Linked DNA regions of Mus musculus: regions 2 and 3 are each linked to region 1. A link is a loop called in an ENCODE intact Hi-C map of the cell type or tissue named here. Cell type or tissue: heart. All regions are shown on one strand.

The links. Hi-C counts contacts between places; a loop is a spot of excess contacts. Peaks named below come from ENCODE experiments on the same cell type or tissue, not always from the same donor. Only the 100,000 strongest peaks of a DNase experiment are listed, where the experiment ranks them.
Region 2: a loop joins it to region 1, with 2.1 times the contacts of the local background. A loop is called at or near these places in 2 of 42 quality-filtered maps.
Region 3: a loop joins it to region 1, with 2.9 times the contacts of the local background. A loop is called at or near these places in 2 of 42 quality-filtered maps.

What each region holds. Positions count from the first base shown.
Region 1 is chr2:28,837,159-28,845,158 of GRCm38, reverse strand. Gtf3c4 (general transcription factor IIIC, polypeptide 4) reads left to right here and starts at 4,799. Exons shown (of 5, transcript NM_172977.3): 1 at 4,799-5,276. The coding sequence starts at 4,932. It overlaps Ddx31 (DEAD/H box helicase 31), which reads right to left and starts at 4,753. Exons shown (of 20, transcript NM_001033294.3): 1 at 4,299-4,753; 2 at 65-321. The coding sequence starts at 4,307. In heart, no CTCF peak of the experiment used is centred here; DNase peaks (open chromatin) are centred at 4,498 and 4,798; H3K4me3 peaks cover 3,364 bases; H3K27ac peaks cover 2,524 bases.
Region 2 is chr2:28,908,175-28,916,174 of GRCm38, reverse strand. It overlaps Barhl1 (BarH like homeobox 1), which reads left to right. Exons shown (of 3, transcript NM_019446.4): 1 at 1-961; 2 at 4,611-4,833; 3 at 6,253-8,000. The coding sequence starts at 496. The coding sequence ends at 6,547. Among named protein-coding and RNA genes, the nearest start is that of Barhl1, 4.2 kb to the left of the region's middle. In heart, no CTCF peak of the experiment used is centred here; no DNase peak of the experiment used is centred here; H3K4me3 peaks cover 1,680 bases; H3K27me3 peaks cover 8,000 bases.
Region 3 is chr2:28,695,357-28,703,356 of GRCm38, reverse strand. It overlaps Spaca9 (sperm acrosome associated 9), which reads left to right and starts at 3,706. Exons shown (of 5, transcript NM_027283.1): 1 at 3,706-3,775; 2 at 7,274-7,450. The coding sequence starts at 7,307. It overlaps Ak8 (adenylate kinase 8), which reads right to left and starts at 3,196. Exons shown (of 13, transcript NM_001033874.2): 1 at 3,083-3,196; 2 at 584-668. The coding sequence starts at 3,166. In heart, no CTCF peak of the experiment used is centred here; DNase peaks (open chromatin) are centred at 3,206 and 3,666; H3K4me3 peaks cover 1,996 bases; H3K27ac peaks cover 1,973 bases; H3K27me3 peaks cover 1,326 bases.

The sequences.
Region 1 (8,000 bases):
GCAGTGGAGAACGAGGTGTCCGTGACTGCTCACACCAGAGGCACACCTGCACTGAAAAACACACCTGTGGAGTTCTGGGATCTCAGGGTTGTTTTTAAACAGCGATGAAGTCTTGATGCATGGCTTCTCCTCTTGCCTTCCATTGCCTATACTGTCCAAATACTTCTTTGGAGGAAACGTTTTGTGTGTACTCCCTTTAAATGTTCTCTGAGTTTCTTTATCACTGGCTTTCTTGGCCAAAACAGAGGATATTTCACTCCTCCGTTTTGCTGGTGGAGCATCACTGGACACTTGGTGCTTTCTCTTGGTAGCCTCTGCTTGCTGTGTTGTTCCCAAAAGGAAAGATCAAGAAGAGGTGCATTAGTCCATGAAGACAATCCTCAGAGTGAAGCCTGACTGCCCACAGAATGTATCTCTTCCTGCAGAGATCATTACGCCCCATATGCCAACCATCAGTTTAGGGTTTACAACCAGATTCTTTGGCTTCATCTGAAATGGGGGTGGGGGAAGACACACAATCTCAGTCCGTTCATCTAGCAGTCCTCCATCCATCTGAACTGTTAAGTTGCCCAAGATGAGAGTGGGAGCAGGAAGAGAGAAGTGTCCTGCCAGCTGACATTAATCAATTCAGTCCATTCTAAGGGAAGCAAGAATCTACTTTGTGATTAAGCACTCATACTTATTAAGTTAAACTACACCCCTAGGAGTCCGTTTTATGTGAGAACAGAGACACACAGGGAAATGAAATCTGTTCTTTATTTTTTAACCAACAAAGCATGTTAAGACAAGACCATTTGTTAAATGGGATGTCGAACCAGTGCGTGCCCAGGAAGTGGAAACTGTCATTACTGTTCTTCCCTAGGGCTTGGATCTGTCGTCTTTTTCCCTTGAGCTGCTCAGATTCAGATGGTCTGGAGTCAGTTCCTACTTGCCATCCCCACTCCAAATGAGAGCGTCGCTCCATCCATCACTGCTATCGTACTGTTTCCAACCCTCCTTGCCTTTAGAGTCCCTGCCTGATTGCTGATCACAGACACACCGTCAGGTGCTTCTCACCTGTTGCCTGTCCTCACAACACGAATGTGATGCATGCATTTGCATGGTGCCCAAACTTCTAGAACAGGGAGTCTCAACAGTTCTCCTTTCCTTTGGGGGGGCAAACAGCCCTTTCACAGGGGTTGCATACCATATATTTACATTGTGATTCATAACTGGAGCAATAGTAGTTATGAAGTAGCAATGAAAATAATTTAATGTTGGGGTCACCACAGCATGAGGGATTGTATTAAAGGGTTGCAGCATTAGGAAGGTTGAGAACCACTGCTCTAGAAGAAACATCTTTACTTCCAGCCTGAACAAGGCTATGAGTAGCCAATGCCTTCAGTTTTAGTATACATTCTCTTCCTCTTTACTTGAAACAATGACTTGTGTTTATACAATCACTTGTTACACAAAGACTGTCAGCTTCAGACCAATCTACCAATGAAAAGGAGAAGTTTCTTTTCCTGGCAATCATAAGAATTCCTCTAAAGAATTCAATGAATACAATTTGAAATATTGAATATTAGTAAAATAATCCTACTTCATCTTAAAATTTGTTTCTGCAAAGTTCCAAGTTTATGAATTTTCCAGATAAAGGAAAATAAAGCCAGCTTTCATGTCTGTTGGGTCTTTTGTCAGAGAGCACAAGATTTGCAAGCCTCACCTGACAGTTACAAAAGGCCTGAAGGTCACCCTACCACAAGTTTCTTGAGCAGAACTAGCAGTCTCAGTCCACAGAGCTCCTCCACTCAGGATGGAACCTATTCTGTTCCAAGCCACTCTCAGGTTTAGGAGGCTTTTCAACCAATCAAGATTAGACTTGCCTCCTTGAGTCTCCAGGTCCCATCATGATGAATGGTACTGCAGCAACAGCAAGCAGAGGGTCTCCCTTATTACACATCTTCCCTCTTCCCGTCCTTAGACTAAACACACCAGGTAGCACACAGACTGAGACACCTGCAAATTCTACTCACCCGTTACAGACAAGTCAGAGTCTCTCAAAAACAAGTACTCAGAAGCTAACACGACAGCTCACACATAGAAGCCCAGCACTCACAAGCCTAAGGCAGGAGGACTGCTGAGTTTTAGGTCAGCCTGGGCAACAAAGTGAGTTCCCAGCTACCAGGCTAGAGTAAGACACAAACAAAACAAGTGCTAAATTCAAGCAGGTTCTCCACGGCTGTTAGGCTAACACTGAAAAATCTCCAGGGAGATCTAGGAAGCCTCTAGAATACAACCTCTACCCATCTCCTCAGCTTCAAGTTCACCTTTACCCTTTGCCAGTCTTTCTTAAATTCCCAGAATGTACTGTGCTCTTCCATGAAGATAATGCTGAGATGCCTGATTAACGATAGCCTATTTGGCTAGAAAAGATCATATAGTCATGTTTCTTTGAAGGCTATACATCAAATGCTGAAAGTTATTTCTGGGAATGGCAACTGTAGGAGGGGTTATATCTTTTAATTTTTCTTAAATGAAACTCTATTACTTTAATAACCAGAAAACATCCTTAAGAAAATATTTTTCATAGTATTAAGACAGAGCAACCCAATTTAAGCTGTGAAGGGTCTTCCAAATAGTCTATTAGTTATCCACACCGAGCTCCCTCATTAAGCATATCTGCTCAGCACATCTTCCACTCCCACTTGGATACATAAACCAAAGCACAGATTATCAAGGCCTCGGTGGGTACCTGCAGTACCGTTATTAGTTTGGGTGTGAGCACATATGTCATGGTCAGCATGCAGAGGTCACCTGACAACTATGAGCTCTCTCCTTCCCCCTTTACATAAGTCTTAGGATTAAACTCTGAACATCAGACTCAGCCACAAGCACCTTCACCCACTGAGACATCTCACTGGCCTCTATTGCCTCCCCCTCCCCCTTTTTTTTTTTTTTTTTTTCCTTTTGAGAGAAGTCCTCACTATGTGGTTCTAGTTGTCCTGGAACTCATTATGGTCTCAAACTCAGAGATTCAATGGCTTCTACCTCCTCGGTGCTGGGATTAAAGGCATGTGCCACCACACCCAGCCTGCATTATCTCTTAATCACTTTTGAAACAACAGTTGAAGTAACGATAAAATCTGTTCACTCAATTAAATTTTGAATTTCTTTTTCTTCTTCTTTTTGTATAGTTGAGGATGGAACTCAAAAGCCTTGCATAACTGGGTAAGCAAGATGCATGTTCCTGCTACAGGGCTGGGCATATGCCACAAGCCTGATTCAATGCTGCTGACCTAAGGCAGCTGTCTACTTCCTCAAAGGAAACACAATTGATTTTATTTCTATTACTGGCACATAGCAACTGCCTCTAAGGACCAGACAATATGCAGTTATTGCAGGTATCCCATTGGAGTCTCATAACAATCTTCTATAAAACAAATTCGTGTTCCTATTTATGGATAGGAGAGACTAACTCCCCCCAAGTCACATAGACTACTGTATTCCAAAGCTGACATCTATACCAGCCCAGGTCTACCCTACAGTAAATCCTATGCCCTCTCCTCCACTATCCGGAGGGTTGTCTGTATTTCTCCTCCCACATAGTTTCAACTATACCAATGGCTTGCTGAAGAGTCCTTACTCATCACCTTCTAAGCTTAATAAGGTCCCTCCTTCCTTCTACCAAGGTGCAACTAGGCAGTGGGTGTGTTAGTCAAAGGAGTTTAAAAGCATTGGTTGACCTGAAACTGGCTGGGCAATTTGTATTTCATTATTATCTTTTGGGTGAGGGGGATGAAGCCTCCTATCACATCTTCCCACTTTCAAGAAGATAAACCAGCAACCCTAAAACCATCTTTTTGCTGTAAGAGTCACTTTTCTCCTCTCGAGGGAACGGATACGTGGATGAAAACGTCCCGTTTAAAAGCTCAAAGAACCGAGTCCAGTCTCCATTCCTAACAGAAGTGACCCTTCCTGCCAGCAGAAGACCTGGCTCCCGACAGTTAAGACCTCATGTCTCAGGCATTATTTTCCAGCTTGGATACACCCAGCCTCCAATCCTTATGCTGACTAGTCCCCCGTCCCGTCCCCCCCTCCCCCCAGCTAGTCTCAAGAACTTGACTAGTTACTACAGCCTGCAATTCTAACCTAAGTTCTCAGACAATCTCAGGAGCCCGCCGGTCTCTTGCTCCCAAGGCGGGGTTCCCCGCTCGTTCACGTGTTTCCGAGAGCAGCCCGGCAGCCCCTCTGGACATCTTAAAGAACTCGACCGGACCTGATCACTGTGGCACCTCCCGGGCTGGGGTTGCACTCACCCGCTTCATCTGGACCTGAGTGCGTCCGAAGCACGTCCTGGAAGGCCGGTCAGGCAAAGTGCTGCAGACAGTAGCCAAAGCCCAAGTGCGGAGCCGCGGAACCAGCAGGGAGCCCAGGTAGCACGTGGAGAGGGAGGATCTTCGCAACTATCGCCGGTCCGCCGCCGCCCCTTCCGGGTCCGGGAGCCGGGACGGCACGCACCGGCGGGAGACAAGAGGCCTCACACGCCTCCGAAACCGGAAGAGGCCGAGCGCCGCCCACCCAGCAGGGTCTCCTTTAGCCACCACGCTGGTCTTCTCAGCTTTTCAGTCACCCACGGAGGCTCACTCTCCCGTGGGCTCTTAGTCGGACCTAGCACCCAGTGTCTAGGAAAGGGACTCTCTGAAGCGCCCACCTTCTCCGCGTGTCTGCAGGCGCGCCTCGGGTCAGCCCTACCGGAGCGCACTTTCCAGACAGGCAGCTCCACGGCCATCTAGCAGGGTGGCGTTGCCTAGCAACGACGGGGTCCTTTCTGGCTCGGTGGCGCTCGGGGCCTGCGGGGAGTGAACGGGCGCGGAGGGCGCTGGGAGAGGCCGGGGCAAGGTGGCGAGCGTTCAGTGTGCCGGTAACCCGACCTCCTCGCTCCTAGTAAGATGAGCGAGGCGGACCAGGCCCTGGTGGGGCCCAAGGCCGACGAGCCCTCGCCGCCCGCAGAGGAGAAGGACGAAGGGGGCGGGAAGGAGGCGGCTGCCGACGCGGCCCCCGGGCCCAGCGCCTCGTTTCGCCTCATGGTGACTCGGCGGGAGCCTGCCGTGAAGCTGCAATACGCGGTGAGCGGGTTAGAGCCGCTCTCCTGGTCTGAGGACCACCGCGTGTCTGTGTCCACGGCTCGCAGCGTCGCCGTGCTGGAGCTTATCTGCGATGTGCACAACCCAGGCCAGGATCTGGTGATCCACCGCACCTCGGTACCCGCACCTCTCAACAGCTGCCTCCTCAAGGTAAGTCGCCTCCACCGCTTCTCCCGCGGACGCGCCACGGATCCCAAGGGAAGCTGGCCTGCACCCGGCTCTAGGATTCCATGTGCATCCAACTCTTAATGAAGGGGCTAGCCTCGCCGCAGCTTTTAAAAAGTCGTGCAAGCGTCTTCACTGTTCCTAGACACCCCCGCCCCCCCAGCCAGGATCCGCTATCCATTCCTTCATTACTGGTGGATGGAACAGTTAGAGCCGTTAGCCCCGGGATTTCTGGAACTCTTGTGACTCCACCCCGCAGCTGACCCAACCCCTGACCTGTCTACCGTTGCTCCTATTGTCTGGGGCCAACTCCCCAGGCCCTGGGCTGGCTTTGTGTTTTCATTCTGTAATGCAAGCGCCCTCCTCTCGCGCCACTTTTGCTTTGAGAAGAAAAACTGATCTATTTCGTTACCTGTTTGACGGTTTCATTGTGAACGGTCCTTGTGTCTCCTTGGGTAGACAGCTCTTAAATCTGGAAGTGTGATGAAAAATAAAACCTCGGAGAGCATCAGGTGCTTAGACTTCCAAGTCCAAGGTCTCTGTAACTCTATAAATTTACTGCCTTCAACTTCATATAACCCAAGTTTGCTCCTGAACTGTAGAGTTTCTAATTTTTGTTGTATTAATGTAACCATTTTCAAACATGGTTTACTTTAGTGAGCGATGTTCCTTTTCATAGTCTATAAATGTAAAAACTTACTTTTATTTTATTTATACCTTCTGTATGTATATGCAGTAGGTAATCTGTCAAAGTGGGTGTGTGTCAAGTGAGTAGGTGCCCAATGGAGTCTGGGATAAATCAGAGTAGAGACAGCCCCTGCCCTCAAGGAGGTTATTTATCCTTTGGCAGGTCATGAACAAATAATGTAGTCTTAATATCATGGTGTGCTATAAAGCTATACACACGTATAACAGTATGCTTATTTGAAAGTAAAGTTTTTCCATACTCTTCTAGACAGCCATTCCAAATCCAGGTGATTAATCACGGGTACCATTTGAGTAGCCTGAGCTCTTTTTAGCACACTTGATTCAAATTTCAAACACACTGTTGATTTGGATAATATGTTTATTTATTTTTTTTTTATTTTATTTGGTTTTTGTTTTTTCGAGAAAGGGTTTCCCTGGCTGTCCTGGAACTCACTCTGTAGACCAGGCTGGCCTTGAACTCAGAAATCCACCTGCCTCTGCCTCCCAACTCAGAAATCCACCTGCCTCTGCCTCCCAAGTGCTGGGATTAAAGGCGTGTGCCACCACTGCCAGGCCTTTTCTCTTTTAAATAGCATCTTGAGCTTGATAATCTTGCCTGGGATTACAGACTCACAGATTTAATTAATTATTCAGCTTGACTGACTGAGTCATGTAAGATCCTAAGATCTGAGTGAAATGATTCAAATATAAACTGGTAGTGCTGTTGAAGTGATAAACATAGGAGGGAGGCAGAAGAAAGGTGCTGAAAAGCTGCACCCTCTGCTGAACTTACTGTTTCAATGGATATTCCAGTGCCCCTCAGCTAGGGAAAGTCTGGGCCTAGATGGTAAAAACTGACTGTTTAACAGAGAGTTTGGTGAAAGGAGTAGGAGGGGAGGCACTTAAATCAGAGGAGGTCACTGAGTCTGTAGCAGTCCCAAGAAATGATAGTGTTTGGTTTATCAGGAAGCTCAGAAAGGCTACTCAAGGTGGCAAGCGAGGCATCCTGCTCATGCACATGGATCTTTCATCATGAGTGGAGCTATGTGTGACTGTTTCTTGAGCATTGATGAATCGCCTGGAGCTGAAGATTTCTTCTAGAGTCAGAGAAAATGACACCAGTTTAGGAACTAGGAAGGTTAGTCCAGGAAGTTTCTTGAGTGCTGTTTCAGTTCATGAGGATAGTGTGATCTGGTATAGTTCAGGAGTGTGAGACTGCTTGGGCTAGAGGTAAGCAGATGATTGCTGGGCTGAGGCTAACAGAGGGCGTTAAGAGCCTAGGCTTTGGCACAAGATAGACCTAGCTATAACACAAAATAGTAAAGCCTTGTTTAGGCTTTATGAAAAATTAAGTTATACATACACAAAGCATCACCTACCATATAGCATTATCACTTAATGTCTGACACTGCCTTCATGCTCAATGTCCTCACGCTTGTCATCTTTCCTTCATGCTCTCCAGGCATGAAAGAAAAGCCTGGGGATTTGAAGGTGATACTAAGATTCTGATAAATTGACATTTTGCTACATTTGACATTTGCCACACTGTTTAAATAGTAGTAGAAAACCTTTATGTAGCCCTCTAATTGATAAAAGAGTTTACATGAGAGGCCTCCATTGTTGCAGTGGTATACGAAATCACCAGTTCTTCTGTGCCCTATATACTGATCATCCCTAAAGATTTAAATACCTCAAACAGCTAAAGCATTAAACACTGAACCATTTTTAAAGCTGTTGCTCTATGATTCTGTTAAATCACAGCTCAAACATTATCAGTTATATGTAAGTTACTATCTTGGATACTTCTAGGAGAAATGGTGGGTAATAGTTAGAACTTAACTGTCCATAGAAATCTTTTCTAGGGGCACTTCAGGATAGTGTTCTGTAGTGGCTTTTAGGAAAAGTTGGCTTGAGCTCTAGGAACCTGCTACCTCCACCTCACTCTAAGATTACAGGCATGTACCGTACCCAGCTTCTTACACGACGAGTAAAATGAATTCCGCTCCTGTGTTTGTAGGGCAA
Region 2 (8,000 bases), 71 kb before region 1:
TCTGTTCTGCCTGCCCGTAACGCGGCCCCGGCCGGTTGCTATCGGCCGTGCTGACCCCTGCCCTGGGCTACCGTTTGCCTGGAGGAAGCGTGCGGTTTGGATTTTGTTTTTTCAAAAGACGATCTTTATTCAGATTCCATCAACCTCGTGTTTCTTCTGTGCCTAAGGGATCCTCGGGCCGTTCTTCTACCCTTTGGCTCTCCCCAACTTGGCGCGCCCTCCTCCCATTCCTCCTGACACTCCCACCACCACCCCCCCTCGGCTCGGCGGCTCGGCGCGGTGCTGCAGAAGACGCGTTGAGCCCTTTTGGATGTAATGCGCAGAGGAGGTTGGCCCAGAGCTCCCGGGCTCCCCCAAGGCTGAACTCCGTCCAAGGTGCCCACAGGCTCCCTGCCCGCCTTCCCCATGCCAGCCCGCAGCTAGGGGCAGGGGCAGCGGCGGCTGGGGTTGGGGGTGGGTGGGGAGCTTTTGGGGAGGACAGGTTGCAGCTTGGCTATGGAAGGCTCTAATGGCTTTGGGATTGACTCCATTCTCTCCCACCGAGCGGGCAGCCCCGCCCTTCCCAAGGGGGACCCCTTGCTTGGGGACTGCCGTTCACCCCTGGAGCTGAGTCCACGCTCAGAGAGCAGTAGCGACTGCTCTTCACCAGCCTCGCCCGGAAGAGACTGTCTGGAGACCAGTACCTCGCGGCCTGGTGCAGCATCTGGCCCAGGTTTGGACTCTCACCTGCAACCGGGGCAGCTTTCAGCCCCAGCCCAGTCGCGAACTGTCACCTCCTCCTTTCTGATCAGGGACATCCTTGCTGACTGCAAACCTCTCGCGGCCTGTGCACCCTACTCTAGCAGTGGGCAGCCTGCAGCCCCTGAGCCTGGGGGCCGCCTTGCGGCCAAGGCCGGGGAGGACTTTCGAGACAAGCTGGACAAAAGTGTCAGCAGCGCTTCATCAGACTCTGAGTACAAAGGTAAGAAACTAAGGGGAAAAGCGGGGTGGGTGGGTTCTAAAAAGTGACATGTAAAACTTGAGAGCACACACTTGGAGACAGGAACATAGTCATCTCCAGGATCTCTCAGGCCGGGGCCGAGAGTTGGTTTTCCTCTAGACCTCTCTACCAGCTCCAAAGGTTGAGGTCCTGGAGCAACAAAGAGTTCAGCGTGTGTGGCTCGGAGAAGCTGGGGAGGATACTGTGTGTGGAGGAGAGCAAGCCTCCCCAGGTGTACAAAGCAAACTCTGGCAAGAGCCTCACCTTCTGAGGATCCCTGGGAGGAGAGCTTGCAACAGTGCATAGCTTGGAGGCTGCTGCACTGTTGGAGTGAGAGCCTGGTAGGAAATTCCCATCAGAGCCCTTAGTACAGTACAAATTGTCTAGCTTTTAATCTGAATTTTCCCAAAAGAGGAAAAGGTGGGCCTCCCCACCCATTGAGTGTGGTGTAGTCTAGGCCTGCGAACCATGCAGAAAGAGAGAGGCCAGGTGGCTGGCTGGATTAGGGTCTGAGGCTGAGGCGGAGGGGGAAGAATGCCATACCTACACAGCAGCTCTCTCTGACTTGGGTCTTCAGTGGGTTGAACAGTGGTCACCAGGCTGTGGCCAGGACCCAGAGATTTCTGAGTGGTTATCAAGTTAGTCCTACTTTCTCTTTGGGAATCTCTGTGATGGCTCCCTCTTCATTCTGTCTTAACGAAGGGAGCTGAAGTGGTATTAAATGGACGGAGGAAAGGAAGAGAAGGAAGGAAAGAAGAGGGGAGGGAGGAGAGAAGAGGGGAGGGAGGAGAGAAGAGGGGAGGGAGGAGAGAAGAAAGAGGTTGCTTAGTTTTGTATCTTCTCTTTATGGCTCTGCCTTGACTTTAGCTGCTTATTGGGTCCAGGAGCTCAAAGTTCTTTCCCAGGAGAAGTGAAGTGGCAGAGGCCACAGAGTGTCAAAGGTATCAGGGGATGGAGCTCTCTTGCCAAGCAGCAGAAAATCAAGTCCTGGTAGAGACTGCTCCTGGACTTGTAACTATTACAACTATAGATCCCCCAAGCCTCTTCCTCAGGTGAATGCTATGCCATGAAGACAGCGTCATTGCTGCATGCACCTCCTGGTCTCTATTTGTGCTAAATTTCACAAAATTTAGTTAGAGTCTCTTGAGTCTTCTTTTCAACCAAGAATTCCTCTGAGGGTAGACCCAGGCTCCAAACCGAAGCCCATCAGGTCCTGGTCTCCTTTCTCTCTTCTTCCCTTAGTAGAAATGGCTAGGCGGCCTTCAACCAGGCTGTGGAACCACAATATCTAGAATGCTCCCAGTTCCAAACTCAGCACGCAGAAGAAGGTGTTTTTGGAAACTTGGCCCTTTTGCCTCCCCCTTCCCAGGGGCCTGTTTAGAGAGGCAAAGAGAACTCACCTTGGAGAGAGGTGTGTGTGTGTGTGTGTGTGTGTGTGTGTGTGTGTGTGTGTGTGTGATTACTTACAATTTGTAACCATCTCTACCTAGTTTCATGATTAGGGCAAAGAGCCATTGGGTCCAGCACTGCTGTACAAACAAGTTACTTCCTTTTATGGTTTTGCCCCTAAGCAGGATTTTGAGGAGAGATTCCATTTCGTTTAAGATAATTGGAATATCAATTTTCTTCTCCTGTCCCTGATGATATCTGAGGAGGGAGATGATGAGAGAGCGGAGAGCCGGCTAAGTATCACTTAAACGGGTTTGGAGCAGAGATGCTGTAGAAAGTTCCAGCCACCCCTAGGCACTGGCTGTTGCTTTTGCCCTTAACAAAAGTCTCTGAAGTGAATGGTTGTGTGTGTGTGTGTGTGTGTGTGTGTGTGTGTGTGTGTGTGTGTGAGAGAGAGAGAGAGAGAGAGAGAGAGAGAGAGAGCATGCCTAGCACACATCTCAAACAGGGGTGACTTTTGCAAAGTCTGACTTAGGAAGCTAAACTGAGAGACAGACACAGGAGCCAGCCCAGAGGGGCATTTAAGTCCTTCACCACAGCCACAAACCACTGAGTCATTTTGTTCTTGCAGGCAGGGGTGGGGAGCAGGCCAGTCTCATCACAAGTTTCTGGTGTGAAAGATTTCTTAAACAGTAATTACTGAAGTTGAACAGGGCTTTGGAGGTAGCGCGGGTGGCAACAGTACTGGAGCTCTGGGCTCTTAGAGAAACCAAACCAGGCTTCACCCCACCAAAGATCTCTGGTCCCCAGGCTCTAGTACGATGGAGATGGAGTGCGGCTCTGAGGCCGAACTCTAAAAAATTGGACACAAGATAGACAGCCAGAACTGCAGGAGTCCCGAAGGCGCCAGCAGAGCTCGGAAAGGAAGAAAGTCTAAAAAACAAACAACCGACCACTCCAGCGGGATGGCCGATTGTTATCAATAGTCCAAATAATTAGGGGGTAAAGTAAGATTTCTGCAATATCAAGTTTGAGGTCTGAATAAGGATAAGTTTTAGGCTTTCAAGGGAGAAAAGTCATTTTTGTCCCTGCGGGCTCCAAAGCCTCCCAGTGGAGGCGAAAGCTGAAGGCCGAAGGCCGTCTGGGGCAGTTACTCCGGGACTCCGGCGCTCCGGTGCTAGGGCTTCAGGCTCCCTCCCTGTCGCGAAGCACAGCCATTCCGGCTGAAAAGCCTCCCTCCCCAGTGGCTCAATTAACCGGATTATTGTTTCCTACAGAGAAAAATCACCTCACATTCAGCTGAACCCTGTCATGGCAAATGCCCCGCACAATGAATGAAACTCACCGTAAAAGAAGATAAAGAAAGCAGGGGTAGGGTGGGCGGGAGCCCCAGTCTAGAGGGTTATTTTGGGAGAAGTGGACTATTCTGTTCCAATCTTTCCTTGGGAGATGGAGATGGGAATGCCCAACTTGTTCAATTAAACGTGTGTTTTCTGTTAAGTCAACCCCAACGAAAATAGAGGAAAACGAACTAATCTAGCTTTGTCCTGTCTACGGTGGACCTCAGGAGCCGGGAACAGATGGCCATTTGCCCAACCGAGGGCTGTAGCGAGGGTGGGTTGGGAGCCACAGTGGGCACAGCGAAGCCGGGACCTCTGCGATGCACGCAGCCCTTCGTGCCCAGGGACAACATAGGTATTTCTCGCAGCTCCGAGCGCTCTCAGATGCCGACCATGCCGGCTTTCCATCCGCTTAGTTCGAAACTGGTCTAGGAAGCCATCTCTGTAGATTCCTGGCTAACGCAAGGTCGGTGAGGCGTGGGCACAATTATGTTCCCTTCGAGACGATGGGATGCTGAGGAACAAATAGGGTTTTGTTTCTCTACGCGAGCTTTGCGCCCAAACGAGGGAGACTATCCTCCAGAAATCCATTCTCGGCCAGTGACACATTAGGCCGGTCTGCCCCTGGCAGTCTTTATCTCCCCCTCCCCCGGTGTGGGGGAGTGAGGCGGGAGAAAAAGGGTTGAGTTTCTTCAGGGAGCTGCCAGCGGCTTTGGCCCCGTTCACTTCCTACACCGTTTCCTCCTCGCTCATAGTTCACACCCTTCTGCAGGCTGGGAATCCTGGCTCCGATGGCCAGGCCGTAGCATCCCCAAGGGCTTGGGTGCTATGGGACCCCAGAGGTCTCTGCTCTGACGACTGGGACCCGAGGAAGCCCTGACATGCTTTCTGTGTCTCCGCAGTGAAGGAGGAGGGCGACCGCGAGATCTCCAGCTCTCGGGACAGTCCCCCGGTGCGCCTGAAAAAGCCACGCAAAGCACGCACCGCCTTCACCGACCATCAGCTGGCGCAGCTGGAGCGTAGCTTCGAGCGGCAGAAATACCTGAGCGTGCAAGACCGCATGGAGCTAGCCGCCTCGCTCAACCTCACCGACACGCAGGTCAAGACCTGGTACCAGAACCGCAGGTGAGGTTTCGCTGTGGGGCGGGATCGGTTGGGCGCTTCTGGAGCCTTGGGTCGCCCCCAACCTGCAAAAGTTGGGAAACTGAGGCTCTGAGAAAAGACTCACTGTGCCCTAAGTCCCACAGTGAGGGGCAGAAAGGACATCAGCCTGGAATCCAGGACAGGTGGACCTACACAGAGAGTTTCAAGCCCTGCTCCATCTCAGCCCAAGTCCCCAAGGACAGCCCCAGGCTTGGCATTGAGGCTTCTGGGCTCTTGGAATGGAAGGCCCAAGCCCTTCGGGGAGAGTGACAGCCCCAGTCTCCAGAAAGCAGAGAGGTCCCTGAGGTGGTTGTAGTAGGAGCCAGTGGTGACTGCTTATATCTCAGAGCATTTCTTCCCTGGACCTCCTAGCACGGACAGCCAAGAAGGGGCTCTCTGCCTCACGCCAGATCCTCTGGGACAGAGAGGAATGGGAAACTGGTATTAAGACACTGGTCTTGAACCTGCTTCTTAATCTCCTTCTTGGACATTCATAGGACTTAAATAGATATGTACACCATACGTACACAGACAGCATAGTGACCCACACTTCCCACATACATAGCAGAGGCAGGAATGATGCCTTCCATAAACAAGCCTCAGAACACACAGCCGCATTAATAATAAATACCGATTACTGCTTCAGGCATCAATAATTAAGGCTCGTTGCAGTAATTACACAATTATGATGATGATGAATTATTCAGGGGGGTGGGGACAGGGCTAGTGTGACTGAGCCCACCTCAGCCTCACTGGAACCCAGGCAGGCATCCCCAACCTCACTACAGGTGGGTATAGAACCTTTAGGTTTGACTTCCTCAAACCTTGCCCTAGGCCTCTCAACTTCTGGGCCAAGTGGGGCTCCGGGCTATCCCACCACACGCTGGGAGAGTGTGGGTAGGCTGGGAGAGAAAGAGTGTACATTCCTTTAGAGAAATCTTCGCTTGCAGACCCAGCCTACTTGCTTCAAGTCCGAGCCTCTGGGGCTACATGGGACTGGGTAAGGGGTAAGGGTGGGGCGGGACACAGGCTACCAGTAGGTAGCTCCACCACTTTCATTAGGGGGTCTTCCCAGGGCAAGCATACCCAGGAGCCCTACCACAGGAGTTTGTAAGTGCGCTTGGGAGTCAGACAATCTGGCTTGGAGCAGGGGCTCTGCTTGCTACTTTGCAGATCGTCTTGAAAACTAGAAATACCTCAGGCTTTTAATCTGTAAAATGGGGACAAAAGTCATGGAAAGTCAGTGGAAGAGTATGTTGCATTGTGTATTTGACATGGATACTCCATTATTTATTAACAAGTTAGCATGCTCCCCGTTGGCCATCTCGCGGCTCTCGGTGCCAATCACTAGGAAGGGGTAAAGGTTGTGATCCCTTCGTCTGTCTTGATTTCGGTTCCTAGGACTAAATGGAAGCGACAGACGGCCGTGGGGCTGGAGCTGCTAGCGGAGGCAGGCAATTACTCGGCGCTCCAGAGAATGTTCCCGTCGCCTTATTTCTACCCGCAGAGTCTGGTTTCCAATCTGGACCCCGGTGCCGCACTCTATCTGTACCGCGGACCCAGCGCGCCACCTCCTGCCCTTCAGAGACCTCTGGTGCCCCGCATCCTCATCCACGGACTCCAGGGCGCCAGCGAGCCGCCCCCGCCGCTGCCCCCGCTGCCCGGCGTCCTCCCGCGCGCCGCGCAGCCCCGGTGAAGCTCCCGCTTGCCCCAAACCATGCTCTGGGACCCCCAGCTCAGGCTGGGCGTGGGTCCCTCCCTTCGCCCCGGGGCAGGGCTGCTGGGCTCCCCTCCGCAGCCCAGTGTCCCCGTGTGGGAGAAATTCACTGAGGCTACCCCTCCCCTACGTCCTCTCTCTTGGCTGCTCCATCCAGGAGCTACTTACACTCGCCGGATGTACATATGCGTCCTTGCCCACCTCTCACCAAGCCCCGGATCCTTGCGGACTTCCCCAGGTGCCCCCTGTCCCCTCAGCAGCAGGTAGGGGACGCCGGTGTCCCAGGCCTGGGGCCCACCCTTCTTGCACCTCTGCGGGACAGAGTGGGAGCGCTATACGGAGCTTCCCTCCCATTTCCTTTATTCTTCCTAAGCCCCGGGCTAGCAGCGGAGCTGTACATACAGTGTGCAAAGTGTATATGAAGTTATTTATTCGTGACCCATGAGCCCGTGACCGTGTCAGTGAATCAGTGAGTCTGTGGCCTGTGCCCTCCCCATCCCGGGTGGGCAGGAAGGGGCCAAGAGGGCTTGCCCACACATCCTGGCCCCCAGTCCCGCTCCCTCCACCCAGGTCCCAGGGCAGCCAGACCTCTTGGGTTATCTTTTTTTAAATGTGAAAATAAACTTCTTACAAATGACTAGGCGCCTGTCCGCGCTACCTTCCGTTGGCTCCCGCTCAGGCCCTCCCCACTCCTTCCTCCATAAATAACTTTGGCACCTCTGGAACTACAGATCCTTTCACTGGCAAGAAGAGGGAGAATTCGTCTCCCTCTTGTCCCGTTCCCCAGTTCCTGGGTGTTGTAGTCATGCTTAGGAGACTTGGGCTGGACTCCCAGGGGTCTCCCCGTTTCCACCCCGAGGCTCTTGGCCTTCTCATCTGATTTGTCCCGTTTCCACACGGTCTTAGGAGGTCACGGGCGAGGCCAACGCTCGGCCTCCCTCTGCTGCGCGACAGGCCGCGAAGCACTCACTGAGCCGACTCATCTGGCTCAGGCCAGGGCGCCGGCAGCTGGTGCCCGGCCCTGCGGGCGCGGGGCAGACAGATGGACTCCGAGGCTGCTCCCCGTTGCCCCACCCTCCTCCGCCCGGCGCCCCCCGCTCTGGCTACCCGCAGCTCCTAGTCTCTAATGCCTGGTAGGATCCCATGGGCCTTTGCGACGCCACGTTAGGCAACCCTTTGCTCTCTCTCCATCCTCCCCTTGTTCCAGTCCTGGGAGAAATAGGAGCAGGGGAGGGGGCAGATCAACCACCCGCCTCTGGCTCTGAGATTTCAGGGGAGTCAGACTCCAGATCACGTTCAAAGGGCCAAGGTCATCTCCTGACACTGGTCCGTCTCCCGGGACCTGGGCGCAGGTGCTCCCCTCCCCCACACCACCTGCAGCACACTGACCTGCAGATGGAAGAAATGCTTGGGAGTTTGGATACTTGCAAGC
Region 3 (8,000 bases), 140 kb after region 1:
TTCAACCAACCAATCAAGACTCTGGTTCACCGGGGGCAGAATACTCCTCTCTCGGCTTGGCAAATCTAAACCCTGGGATGCAGGAAGGGGCCCTGTTTATTGGAGGGCTTCCTCTTCCCAGTTCTGCACTCGAGCCTGGGGTCTAGCCACCTGCCTTTGGTTGAGATTTGGGGAGCTCGGCAACTCATTAGCAGGTGCTGATAATGAGACCCTTGGAAAAGTCCAAGTATTCGCTGTCTAGGTAGACCAGAAACCAAACTTCACCTGACAAGTGGAGTGATCAGAGAGTTTAAACCCAACAGGCGACATCAGCGAGGGCAGGCGGAAGCATTAATAATTGATTACATGGGCCATTCTGGGGTTTGCATTTTAATAGCCTGGCAAGAGAATTTTTATTAGTTAGGCTCAAAAAGAAAAAGAAGGCATTCTCCAATTAACTACTGCAACTTGTCAAAGTACCTCTCCTCCCTGTTCTGTTCTGATCCCCATTCAGGCACAGGCAGGACAGAAGGCTCTGGGCCACAGTCAGGATGGTGTGGTGTAGAGGGGGCGGCAGCTACTCCACACTGGAGCGAGTGCTCACCATTATCATTGTTCCTGCGCAGGTGAGTGATCATGAAGCTGATGGGGTCCTCCGGCTGGTGGATCAGGAGCTGCTCCAACATGTTCTGTGGGCACAAACAGATATCAAGAGGTTAACACCTGCAGGGACCCTGGTTGCCATGGGGACCACCTGTTGGAACATCTGCTGGTGTCACTGGCAGCAGAAGCCTGAGGAAGCCCAAGCAGTCAGGTCCCCACCTCATCTCCCTTTGTGTTTCCCGCACAGTCTTCCCGAGGTCCTGCACAGCTGTCCTGTTGCAGCGCCTCAGTGAATGCTGGTCTTCTGCCTAGAACGCCTCTTGCTCCTTGACCTGGCTTCTTGATCATCAGCTCTCAGTGCACCAGATAAACCCCTGCTGCTCTCTGCTCCTGCACAGGCCTGCATGTGTACCTCTGTTCCCTGCCTCTCCTATTCCTGCTCGACACTCCATGGGTTTTGCGGTCCTCCCTGTCTACACAATTACAGTAGGTACCCAGTGCAGATGCTAGCCACGAAACGAAGCCCTCACTAGTGGCTGAGTCTCTCCAAAGTGGGACAGAATACTTATCAGCCAAGCAGTTAAATAGTCCTGGATGTTGGCCATTTAACCAACTGAGCAAACACGTCAGAGGAAGCAGTTTTCAGAGTGGCACACCAGGGAACTGGAGAGCTGACAGCAGCTGGGCTGCAGGAGAGGTAGGAAGGGCCAATGAGGACAATGAGGTGCAGAGTAGTCAAGAGCACCAATGGGGAGTCCTGTTTAGACTCTAGATCTCATCCGAAAGTCCCTCCTCTTCTTGGGGCCTCAGCCCTCCTTCCCCAGCCCCCTACCATTCGTTCAGTGGCACAGCTGGGCTGGCTCTGTGCTTAGAGATGTTGTGTTCACTTCTTGACTAAGAGGTTACACAGGTAACACATCTGCATGCTTCGGGCTGATAAGGCCATGAGTCCTTCTCAGGACAAGACAAAAAGAAGCCAAGTCTGAGGACAGTCTGTTATCACGGATGAACAGCAGTGGATCTGTGAATCCCATGAGAGCCACAGACATCTGATAAAACGTCACAGAGCTGTACACACCACCACAGAAACCCAAGAGCAGGTGAAAGGGGGTGAGATCCAGGAGAAGCCTGCAGTGGAGGCTCAAGCACTGCACCCACTTCTGCTTCACGGCTTTGAGAAGACCAAGGTTACACGGCCTAAGCTAGACAAGAGGTGAACGCCATTTTTATAACTTCCCAAGTCTAAGATTATTTGAAAATAAATGATAATAAGATAAAGTATTCTGGTTATCGCCCCACCAATCCAACAAGAAAGCAGGCCAGGATCATATATCACCCCTCTCGTGCCCCCAGATTTGCTGTTTTATTTGTGGCTGGCCACTCCTTGGTCTCCCCTCCATTAACACTTTCCAAAGGAGCTTGCTCAGTAGACTCAGGCTCCTTGGCCTGGGCTCATGTGCCAGCACGGTGTCCCCCTCCTTCTCTCTCTCTCTCTGTCTGTGTGTGTGTGTGTGTGTGTGTGTGTGCGCACGTGTGCGCGTGTGCATGCTAGGCTTGCAGTATAGGGTACTAGAAACTGAGCTCTAGTTTGCCTGCGGCCCCCAGAATCACTGACTGTTAGACAGCTCATCGGTCCAGCCCCTAAAAGTCACTTTCACCTCTGGAGAGCACAAGTCAAAAACTGGAGCACACATAGATGGGGATATGGTTTGGCTGAAGGCCACAGTTGCCTGGGAACCAGGACAAGCTGGGAGCTAGTATAAGGGATGAGGGACGAGGGCTTTCAAAAGGCCAATTCTGAGGATAGAGGCTATGTAGAAAATATGCTGCCCCAGAGGAGACCACCTGGATAGGGATGCCATCTAAAACTTATACGGTCCCCTACTTGTCCTAACAGGGTCAAAGACACCCTCATGAGACAAAACACATGTGTCTTTTGCCTGACGGCTGAGACAATCGGTTTGGTCCTGGGAACTGGAATTTCCCAGGAACCTCATGCCAGGAGAAGGAAAAGGCTGGCACCAGCCAGAGGGGCGGGTCTCCTGGGAAGTTTTCCTCCAACTTGTCAGACCACCTTGCAGGAGGGAGTGGAACGGAGACAGATATGGGTCAGTGAGGTGCGGGATCACACTAGACTTGTGTGGACCCCAAAACTAGCCCCGGGAAGCAGGTCACTGAACTTCTTGAACGTGTTCCTCCTTCCATTGTGGTCACAGGAAATAAGCCTTTCTCTGACTTTTTCTTTTTTTCTGTTGCTTATCTCTTTAACTGGTCTTGGAGTGAGGTGGGTGAGCCTAGCTTGTTAGGGCTTCCAAGGCCCAGCTTAGGTAAGACTCAGGGCTCAGGAACCGGCTGAGGTTTCCCATACAATGCCAGAAGAGGCCCTGGAGACTACTGCGCCATTTCACAGGTGGGGAAACTGAGGAAAGGGATTTCCCCCCAGACCATGCTGCCGGCCCGGCCCGGTAGCCGTATTCCCTATCCTCGGGCGCCTGATCACCTGCATCATCTCGAAAATGTAGTAGTCTTCCCCGTACTGAGGCATTTCCGGGGGAATGCGATGAGGGGCTGTGGTTGCATCCATGTTTCCGACAGCGCTCCGCTCCTTAGTAACGGCGTTGCTGGGACGCCAAGCTATGCGTCATCGGTGAGCGCCTCAGCTGGGGCGAGTCCTGGTCCCGGATTCCATCCACCGAGGTCCTGATCTGCAGTCGGCTCTCCCTCCCCAGGGCCACAAAGCAAACCCCAGAACGCCTGTGGAGCTACAGAGCAATGGGGGATCGGATGACAGAATAAATCCTGCTTCTGGTGTAGCCAACTGTGCGGATCTGGGCGCTGGAAGCTGACCCTGCTCCCTGGATCTCAGTTTCCCCATCTTTAAATGAAAGACGCTGGGGCAGACGTGGGACCGGTTTCTACAGGAGGAAAAGTCATATGCGCCCAGATCATATGGGGGTGGGGGTGGGGGGAAACTGGGCGGGTCTCCTGGTTTGGGCGGCCGGCCGAGTCATGTGACCGGGTTGCCATAGCACCTGTGGTCACAATCGGCCAAGCCTGCCTGGCCTCTATGGCCTCGACCCCGCCCACGCCCATTTCCTGAGGGGCCTTCCCGCCCTCGGGGCCGCACACCCACGGAGGCACTGCAAGCTTCTGGGCACTCTGTGAGGCGAAGGCCAGTCCAAGTCAAACCAGGGTAAAGGGGGATGGAGCGCCGGCGACGAGCTGGGTCGAAAACACTATGGGAGTGGGGGAGAAAGAGGTGGAGGTGTCCTGGCCTAGGGGGAGGAAAGCTGCGTGTAGCTGTGGAAGAGGCAAGGGTGGCATCGTGGAGGAAGGACTCTGTGTAGTAACCCAGAGGGAGGTACACACAGCCTACGATGATAGCCACAAGTCCAACTCTAGATGTTGTAAATTTGACAGATTTACAGTGAGCCTAAGTTTCTACCCTGAGCAGTGGGGAACACTCAGGCATTCCTCCCACAACTACCCTGAAGTCCCCGACAGTGACTGGCCTATAGGGAGTGGACAGTGTGGGTACATAGTGATATCTCACTTAATCTTTAGACTAATCTTAATCTCACCTCACTTTGGACAACAATCGTTCCTGTCTCACAAGTTTTATCTTTATGTATTAATGTGTATAAGGGTGGGACAGAGGAAGAGCAGAGGCTGGGAAAGGGACTTTGGAACCCTGGAGCCAGAGTTGCAAGCAGTGAGCCAATAGATCTAGGTGCTGAGAACTAAACCCAGGCCCTCTGGAAGAGCAGCAAGTGCTGGGGACCGAGTCACTCCTGCTCCTGTAGCTCACCTGTTTGCATGGGTCAAGCTGGAGGAGCTCTCAGGGGCTCCGGGGGCCACAGCACCAGGCAGTGTCAAGTCAGATGAAAACCTTCTGCTCCGAAGACAGACAAGACACTGCAGAATAAGACAGGCCAGAGGAGTTAGCTGGTGGCTTTGGGCAAGTCATTTCCTCTTTCTGGATTTCTTCCCTCGACAGCTGCTGGGCACAGAGAGGAAGTTTCAATAGCTTGAAGAGTTTCTATCCAATCCCCCACCTTTTACAGAAACAGAGGCTAAGGCCTAGCAAAGGGGAAAAGTCTTGCCCAGGGGCTGAGAATGAAATCAGAGGGAGCCTCAAGGCTGAGAGCTAGCGTTCTGACCTGGGATAATGACACCTGCCCATGTAAAGCCACAGCGCAGCCCTCTGTCCCCGAGACCTGCTTCCTCAAAGGCCTCAGGCCTCGGTAGACTTGTCAGCTGGGGAAGCAAAGATGAGGCCTCCCCAACAAAGAAAGCAGCAGCCACACTGCAGCTTGCACTGGGGGGGGGGGGGTTCAGTGTGCTTCCTGGACATTTTTGAAGTGGCTTTCGTCTCCGCTCATTTATTTTAAGCCCTAGGCGCTTTTCATACTGCGATCTAATCTTCTTTAGCAGCCTGGAAAAATACAAATCAATTAAAGCCTCAAACCTATGGGGTAATCACCTTTCCCTCCCTTCTCCCCCAGAGAGAGCAGCGCCTGCATCCAGGCCTTTCATCCACTCTAATTTGGCTGCAGAGGCCTGTGGTCAGGGGCCAATCACTTTGGATAGCTAGTTACATCCCCTTCTGTGACATCCCTGACGTGTTCATGTCACAAGTTGCTAGGATCAAGAACTAAGTCAGGTTTGCTCTAGGGAGCTCGTGGGGCACAGCAAGCCAGTTAGCATGGCTTCCTTGGAGAACCTGGAAGCCCTGAGGATGGGCAGAGAGCTGAGCACAGGGGAGGGAGCCCCATGAGTGCTAATTCTCATTGCTCTGGGATAGGAGTGGAAGTGAGGCCCCCCAAGTCCAGCTAGAGGGGGACCCTAGAAGTGGATAACTTTCCAGATCCTTGCTAGCACCGCCCACCTGTTCCTTAGCAGCCACAGCCAACCTGATCCCTGTCATCTTGTCTCTAAGGAATATAAAAGAGGGAGGGTCCAATCAAAGAGCTACCCTGAATCAAGCAGGGATATGACAGATCCCGGCTTGCCCACTTCCCATGTGGGTTTAGCTTCTCCCTCAGATCTTTAAAGGGTCTCCTCTAGTCATCTCCAAGTTCTGTGATGTGCAGGCCAGCATCCACAGAGGCCATGTTCTGGTCTGTTCTCAGTTTTTTGATTTTTTGTTTTGTTTTTTGTTTTTTAATGGTTTTAGAGATTTATTGTAGAAAGGAAGGGAGAAACAGAGAGAAGGTACAAAGAGAGAAGCCAGCCATGGCCACATGGAGAGAGGGGAAAGGGAGAGAGAGAAGGAGGGCTAGAGAAGAGAGTAAGAAAGGTGAGAGCTGCCGGGCGTGGTGGCACACGCCTTTAATCCCAGCACTTGGGAGGCAGAGGCAGGCTGATTTCTGAGTTCGAGGCCAGCCTGGTCTACAAAGTGAGTTCCAGGACAGCCAGGGCTACACAGAGAAACCCTGTCTTGAAAAACAAAACAAAAATAACAAAAAAAAAAAAAAAAGAAAGGTGAGAGCTAAAGAATCTGTTCTCAGGTCTTATGTTCTCTGGCTGCCATTTATTTTGTCACAGGTGTTGTCCTAGTTTCAATGTCCTCACTAGGAAGCCACCAATGTCCCTTCCTTTATGTGCCTCCCTTACGCTTCTCCTTGCATGGCTGGCCTCTTCCACTTCCAGCATCCTGGAATAGCCTTGGGTCATGTGACACGGGCTGGCATGCTGGAGCCTGGGCTCTGGGTGTACCCATGGAAGGGTGGTGGGATGTGGGATAGTGAGGATGCTGTTTAGACATCAGGAAGCCTGGGATCGATGGCACACACTCACTGGGACTCCCTTATCTCTAGGTCTCCAAATACCTCCTGGAAGTTACAGGTTAGGGACTGCTGAGGTCCCTTCCAGCTCTGACATTCCTTAAAGACTATAAGCATTTTGTCGGAGGTCAGTAAACCATGACAGCATGGAGTAGGGCACCCCTGCCATGTCTGCTCAGGGGGGATCCTCAGTGCTTGAGGATCCAGCATCACATCAGTGATGGCCCTCGGGTTGCATACAGTTGGCCTTCCTAATCAGGCAATGCAGGTAATTAATATAAGACAGGGGACGAGTCTACACCCGCACCTACCTACCCTGGAAAGCTGCAAACCTGAGGCTGGGGCTCCTGCTCCAAGCCCCCCCACACACACACACAGAGAGAGAGAGAGAGAGAGAGAGAGACGCAGAGAGTCACACAGAACAACAAAGCACTAACTCTTTCTTTACCCTGGTTTTCTCCCAGACTTTCATCAACTTCACTGTAATAGACTCTTTTTTAAAAACTGATGTGTTGCTGGTTTGGGGGTTCTGTGGCATGTCCTTGAATCACTGGCTCTGCCACAGAGAGGTCCCGGATGCTGTGTGCACGCACACTCACAAGATAGTGTGTGTGTGTATGTGGGTATACTCTGTGATCTGGAGACACTGAGGACCACAGAAACTGTCTCTGGGTGAAGGAAGCCACAGGTCATGGCAGACTGTGTCCTGGGAAGGCAAATAGACAAGGGTCAGACTTGGTGCAGTGGTGAACAACTCGAAGGACTTAGAACAAGCTTGTGGCTGCCTGACCCTGCTTCCTTTTCCACAAAGTAGGGACACATTGCTATGGGAGGATGCTTCCATCCAAAGCTGCATGGAGATTCTGGCCCCTGGGGCTTCAAGGCTCTCCTCTTCCTCCCAATAGACCCTTTCTGTCCTGTGAGACCTAAGAGCAACAATGAATGAGGTGAAAGAGTCCCTCCGCAGCATCGAGCAGAAGTATAAGCTCTTCCAGCAGCAACAGTTCACCTTCATTGCGGCTCTGGAGCACTGCCGGGAGAATGCCCACGACAAAATCCGGCCCATCTCCAGTATCGAGCAGGTGATGCCTGGCGTGCTGGTGTGTGTGCGTGTGTGTGTGTGTGTGTGTGTGTGTGTGTGTGTGTGTGTGTGTGTGTGTGTGCGCGTGTTCTCCCCTGCCCTGCCCCTCACCCCAAACATGAACAGTGGAGCCCCAGAGAGGACAGGCATATGTGAGTTGGAATGCAGACTCGGATTCTAACTGATGGAGAGGGTCCCTCGGTTATTCCTCTCTACCAGGCACATAACAGCGACTAAAGTACAGCTTGAGACTGAGACAGCTTGGGCCTAAGTCAACCTGCCACCCAGTGACCATATTTCACTACGCCTCAGTTTCCCCACCTGTAAGGCGTATCTAATGAAAGAATCCATGGCCTATACTAAGCACTCAAATGTCCGGTGTCACCTAGGCTAAGCACTGTGGATTTGTTGATGAGCTGGTAGGGAATGGTCCCTCTCAACGGATTCTGCCACAAACTGGCAACTGGCCCAGCTCACTGGTGGAGGGAGGCTCATCGTTTTATTAAACCCATTTCTTTAAGGATGAGCTATTGTCCAAATTCACTCCGTAG